Linked DNA regions of Homo sapiens: region 2 is linked to region 1. A link is a contact called in ENCODE Hi-C data. All regions are on one chromosome and are shown on one strand. Each heading gives the region's core, a stretch centred on a gene start or an enhancer-like site at or near the end of the contact. The rest is flanking DNA. Distances are from core to core; before and after follow the strand shown.

Evidence for each region. A loop is a pair of places that touch in the nucleus more often than their neighbours do. Pooled maps may share reads with other maps.
Region 2: a map of PC-3 shows a loop between it and region 1 (3-fold over the local background). The contact joins the promoter of UC.134 here to the enhancer-like site in region 1. A Hi-C loop is called at or near these places in 2 of 168 maps with a recorded cell type or tissue (PC-3 and heart right ventricle) and 1 of 50 pooled maps.

The regions. Positions count from the first base shown.
Region 1 is chr3:158,469,663-158,472,510 of GRCh38, reverse strand. The region is part of intron 7 of RSRC1 (arginine and serine rich coiled-coil 1); the gene reads right to left. Among named protein-coding and RNA genes, the nearest start is that of UC.134, 56 kb to the left of the region's middle. Within about 2 kb of position 1,435, at least 2 of the 41 ENCODE cell types and tissues checked have a DNase peak (open chromatin) inside an H3K27ac peak, as active enhancers do; they include PC-3, where a contact is called at or near this core.
Region 2 is chr3:158,525,301-158,528,148 of GRCh38, reverse strand. UC.134 (long non-coding RNA uc.134) reads right to left here and starts at 1,441. Exons shown (of 1, transcript NR_148407.1): 1 at 1-1,441. All of the region lies in intron 7 of RSRC1 (arginine and serine rich coiled-coil 1), which reads right to left.

The DNA.
Region 1 (2,848 bases), core at 186-2,685:
CTTTTGTTTTGTTTTGTTGAAGATGCAATAGGATCAGAAAAAAATTTGGAAATGGACAAGTATTATTTTGTATTTTTTTCAGGTTTGTATACATATGCATATGTGTACTCGACTGCAAAGTACAATATACCTCTTGTATGTTTTGTATTTAAAAAACATGATGCTTTAGAAGTTGAAAGTCTGTGAGAATATTTTCTTTTTTCTAACAAAACACAATTTCAAGTTATTTTACAGACAGAAGATATTATTTTCAATTCCCAAAGTAGGTGTTGTTCAGTAGCACTTCTGACCTGCAAAGTTCTCAAAAATGATAATGAATAAAAAACAACCTTATCTTGGAATTATAAAACAACTTGGATTTAAAAACCAACTTGATATATGGTAGGTAGGAACAAGGGCTGGGTATAATTAAATATAATAAAAATGACTAAGGTACCTAGAATGTTGCTGTTACATAAAGTTTTTATTTTTTAGTGATCTATATTTTAGTGCTTTTTAAATAATTGTTTGCAGAGTGACTTATTCTCTGTTTACATAAAGTATTTTTTGTCGTTTCACAAAAAACAACCATAATGTGGTATTTTCCTAAAATGTCTTAGTGTACTTAGGACTTTGGTGTTTACTCTGCCAGCATCAGAAGCACTACAGCTGGGCTTAATCCAAATCACAAGCAATAATGTCTACGTTGGTTGGATAGGATTCAATAAGATGACTAAATTCTTTCCTTTCCTCTCATTCCAACAATTTCTTACCATTCCCAATAAGTCTGCAGAAGTCGTTTATAGCTTAGGAAAGTCTGAGTCATCCCAACTTGTATATTCACAGCAAATTCTGTGAATTCACCATCAGTATACAGAAATACATGGTAGGCATCTGAGTTGTATGTTACTTAAAATTATAAAGGTATTTTTATCAATTAATGTTCTTTATCACAAGCAGAATTATTTTCTCTGAAATCACAGTGAGATACTGTTACTTTGAAGAGGGAGCAAGGAACTGCCTGAATCCCATTACCCTGATCTCTCCTTCTCTAGCCAGTGGTATACCATCATTACTGTTGCTTTTGCTATAATAACAATAGCTAACTTCTACTGAATGCTCAGTATATACTAGGCTCTGTGATAAGGGCTTCATGTATATTAATTTAATGTTTAAATTCTTCCACGGATGGAAAAATAAAGACTTAGAAGTTGAATGATTCACCCAAAGTCACCATGTTACTGAAGTGTTGTTGATATCCAAATCACTCTGTTTCTGCCTGCAGTTTATATCCTAATCTACTTATCATACTGCAGACTTGTCTTCACTGGCAACACCCTGGGACTAGTTCTGCCTTAAGGAGAAAGTACAAAAAGAGCCCTTGACTCAGAAGGCAAAAGACTCAGTAACACATTGCCTCTTGGGGCTAGGGCCAGCATTTCATGCATCTTCTTCAGATGTATAATCTTGCTCTATGGCCTCATACTTTTAAAGCCTGGGCTCTAGTCCAACATTGTCCAAATCCTCTACCTTAGCCTGTGCTTGGTTTTCCAGCCTAGGATGCTGATTCTTGTTGCGTGAGTTTCTTGAACTTTGGATCTCTTCTAGTACAGTCTAACTTTTGGTTCTACCTCAACCTCTCTTGCCCTATGTATTGTCTAATGCACTGTACCCAGTCTAATAGGGAATGACAGAGAATAATTTTTTTTTCTTGGCGTTGGAGATGATTTCGATTGGGTCCTGCTGTTCATCTTGAATTATAATAGTTTACAATAGGGTGGAAATGTTAAGAATTGATTAGATTATGGTTTTATATACATAAATTCAGCTTTCTCTATTTTAAAACAGTGGTAAGTTATCAAATCATATTAAATTTGCACAAACAATCAAGGTTTACATAAACCATTTTCTTTGAACTATATTCTCCATTCAATTTCTTAATTTTACACCAACTAAATTATACTGGAACAACTGTAGTTTAGAAAACATTTTGATCACATATGTTGTATTAATCCTCCATTCCCACCCCCCACCATCATCTTGTAACATGGTTTTAGAAAATAAAGGACATAGCATACCACTTAATCCCAGAAAACTAAAATAAACTTATATACACTTTCAAGAAAAGGTCAATTACACTGAAGATGGTTTTATATATATATATATATATGTGTGTGTGTGTGTGTGTGTGTGTGTGTGTGTGTGTGTGTTTCTAAGAGCAGAGAAAAACAAGGCTAATTTTCCATAAAATTTTCAATAATACAATTCTTCTTGGATACCCACTCTAAACCTCTAAGAGTAATATCAAAGTTCATAAGTCCGCCAGTGATGCTAACAATATGTATTGGGAAAGACAACTTTTTTGGGGATAAAATCTTCTATTTAGAAACTACACACCTGGCTTCATTATTTAAAATACATATTAGCATGTAATCAGTAATTTAGTATCCTTAGAGTAATGATCTCTGAATATGTTACAGCCATGTATCTTAGGGGCAAAGAGATTATGAGGTATGATAATGTGATAAATATTCACACGCTCAAACTGGGTTTTGGTCAAATTTCTTTTAATAGAGCTAATAATTTGTTATAGTGAACACATTCTGACATCATTAAAGTTATTAATAAGACTTGAGTCTTACTAATGCTAACATAAGTTTCAAAGAATACTTGAATTTCACCTGTTTTCCGTTAATAGGTAATTAGAATTTCCAAATGCTAGTCCTGTAATTAAGGCAGAATAGTTTTACTTCGGCTAAGTCATCATCATCATTTTATATCAACAGAGCCTGATTCAGGCACTTACCAACTTGTTCTCTTGATGTGAACACTGGTATGTTTTTTATCTTTAGTAAATAGATATATCTCC
Region 2 (2,848 bases), core at 192-2,691, 56 kb before region 1:
ACTAGGTTCTTCTATCTTTTATATCTTTGCATCCCCAATAACCTTTATATATAATGAACATCCATGACTGACTATGCCTGTTTTTTTAATGCCTCTATGTAAATCTCTATGAATATATAAATGTAGTCAAATGTGTCTAAAATAAACATATATATACACATACCACATACATTACAAAATACACACATTAATATAAAAAATCTCACAAATTCATATTGAAGTTCAGGTTCAAATATAAAGATATTGTTATGATTTCTCATGATAAAAATGTAATGCATTATTGTATAGAAGTTATACTTTTTATAATGAATTAGGGAAAAGAGGAATATTAATTGTGGCTAATTATTATACATATTTGCAAGGGTGGAACAGCTACTAAAAACAGAAATAATAACTTTGAATTTCAAAACCCCTTAGTTCTTTACCCAGGTTTACTGTCTCATGTTTAAATCCTTATTTTTAAAAAATTGTGTTGAAACTTGAAAATCAATGAGAAGGAAATGAGGAGTATCAGAAGATTGGAAAAACCACTTATCTAAAGGTGTGTTTTTATAAGCACATATAATAACTCCAGAGTCTTATATTTTACAAAGTGGATGTATTGGTTTATTAGAGGATGGTAGTAAAATGAAAAGAGTTTCCAGAAATAAATATTGAACCCAGAGGCAACATATCTACTTAGTTCTCTATTCTAGAGAAGGCAACAAGATGTATTCTGCTTATATTCACCAAAAAGCATTGATTAGGGTCACTCCTATGTGCAAAGGAGATTTAAAAAAAAATCTCCAACTCTCTTCTTGCATCATCCCATTAATGTCTTTGCCTCTGTTTGCAAGTTTTTATGTCTGGCCACCCACTAGCTAGAGAAAGGGTACATGTATGGCATTAAGATTAATGAACTAAAACTTGCTGGAAGATGTTAGCAGTGCTGATGATGTTGGTGCCAGCCCAGTCAGCTTGGAGTTACATAGTTGCAACCTACCCCTAACACCATGGGGCTGGGAGTATATTCAGAAGCGGCGAGTATATTCAGAAGTCTTCTACCAGTAAAAAAAAAAAAAAAAAAAAAAAGATTTTGAACTATTAACTTCTTAAGATATAGATACGGTGATGACTGACTTGAATTAATCTTTTATTTCCTCTCATGGTTAATTCTTTACTAGTTTTCATCTTTAATAAAAAGTCCTACATGGATTAGAAGCAGTTAGGCTAAATTCTATAATGACTGGATTCCCTGAACCAGGGGACTTATTATGCAAGGAAAAGCAGACAGCTTAAGTCCAAGTCTTTTGTGATCTGTTCTTTTGTGATGTCAGAAGCAAATGGATACCTAACATAATTGTATTTGAACATTAGTCAGTATAAAGTTATGAGTTCTAATGTCTCTTCTTGTAAGCATATTATGTTTCGGCTCATAAGCTTAGAGAAAATAGTCTATGGCCCCATGTGCCTTAATTTCTCTGAACAGAGCCAATAAAAACACTGGGGTTCAGAAATAGGAAATTAATTTAGTTAACATGTATTTATGCCAGGTGCTAGGCTAGGTGTTGGAGATTTCTGGTTGAGATTTCCAGTTGCTCTCTCAGAGTTCATTGGCAAATCAAACTAATTCTTATTTAGAACTTTTATCTGCAAGCAGTTAAGATCTGACTATACAGTGGGTAGGAACAGGGATTTGTTGTGTTTGCAAGTGCCTTAGCATGTTTCACTTGATCCTAATTTTTGGTAATACGTAATATACTCATTTCTAAGTTTAAGATATACTATTAGAGCTAGATTTTGGATATGAAACCAAGTCTTAGTACTTCAAACATCCTCTACGCTTCCCATTGCACTAGGCTGCTCTGTAGCCTTTCAATCTTTGATAACCTTACATGATTAATAGTTATGATTTTACGTGCTTATTTTATCAATTTTATGTACAACTTTGATCCTTTAAACAGAGGTGGGGTAGGGAGGATGGTAGAAGATGTGAGATGATGTTAATTTCTCTTTTCTAAAAGCAGAGTATTTTGCTATATCAATAATGAAGTGCATCATATAAAATCATAAGGTTTAAAGAAACCACCAAATACTTCAAATTGCACTTACAATATTAGCTTTACTGAAGTATAATTTATCTATAACTGTGCCTATCAAAGCATACAATTTGGTGAGTTTTGGTACATGTTAATTCTGTGTTACCACTACAACAATCAATATATAGAACATGTCCATTGTTACCAAGAATTTTCTTGTGTCTCTCTGTAGTCAATTTCTATCTCTACCCTGACCCCCAGACAACCACAGATCTGCTTCCTGCCACTTTAGATTAGTCTGCATTTTCTAGACTTCCATATAAATTGCATACTCTTTTATATCTGATGTCTTTCACTCAGCATAACGTTTCTGAGATAAATCCATGTTGTTGGGTACATCTGTGGTAATGCTAGTAGAATTCTATTATATGAATATCTGCAATTTTTAAAATCTATTCACCTGCAGATGAACATTTGGGTTGTTTCCAGGTTCTGGCTTTTGAGAATAAGGTTGCTATAACATTCATGTACAACTCTTTGTGTGAACATGTTTTTATTTCTCTTGGATAGTAAATACTGCCCTAGTACTGAAATAGTTGGGTTGTATGGTAGACATATGTTTAACTTTGTAAGACACTGCCAAACTGATTTCCAAAGTGGTTATACCATTTTATGTTCCCAACAGCAGTGTAGAAGAGTACTGGTGCTCTACATCTTCATCAACAGTTGGCGTTATCAGATTTTTAACTCACAGCCATTCTAATTGGTGTAATGTATTTCACTGCTGTTTTAATTTGCATTTCTCTGATGACTAATGATATTCAGCATTT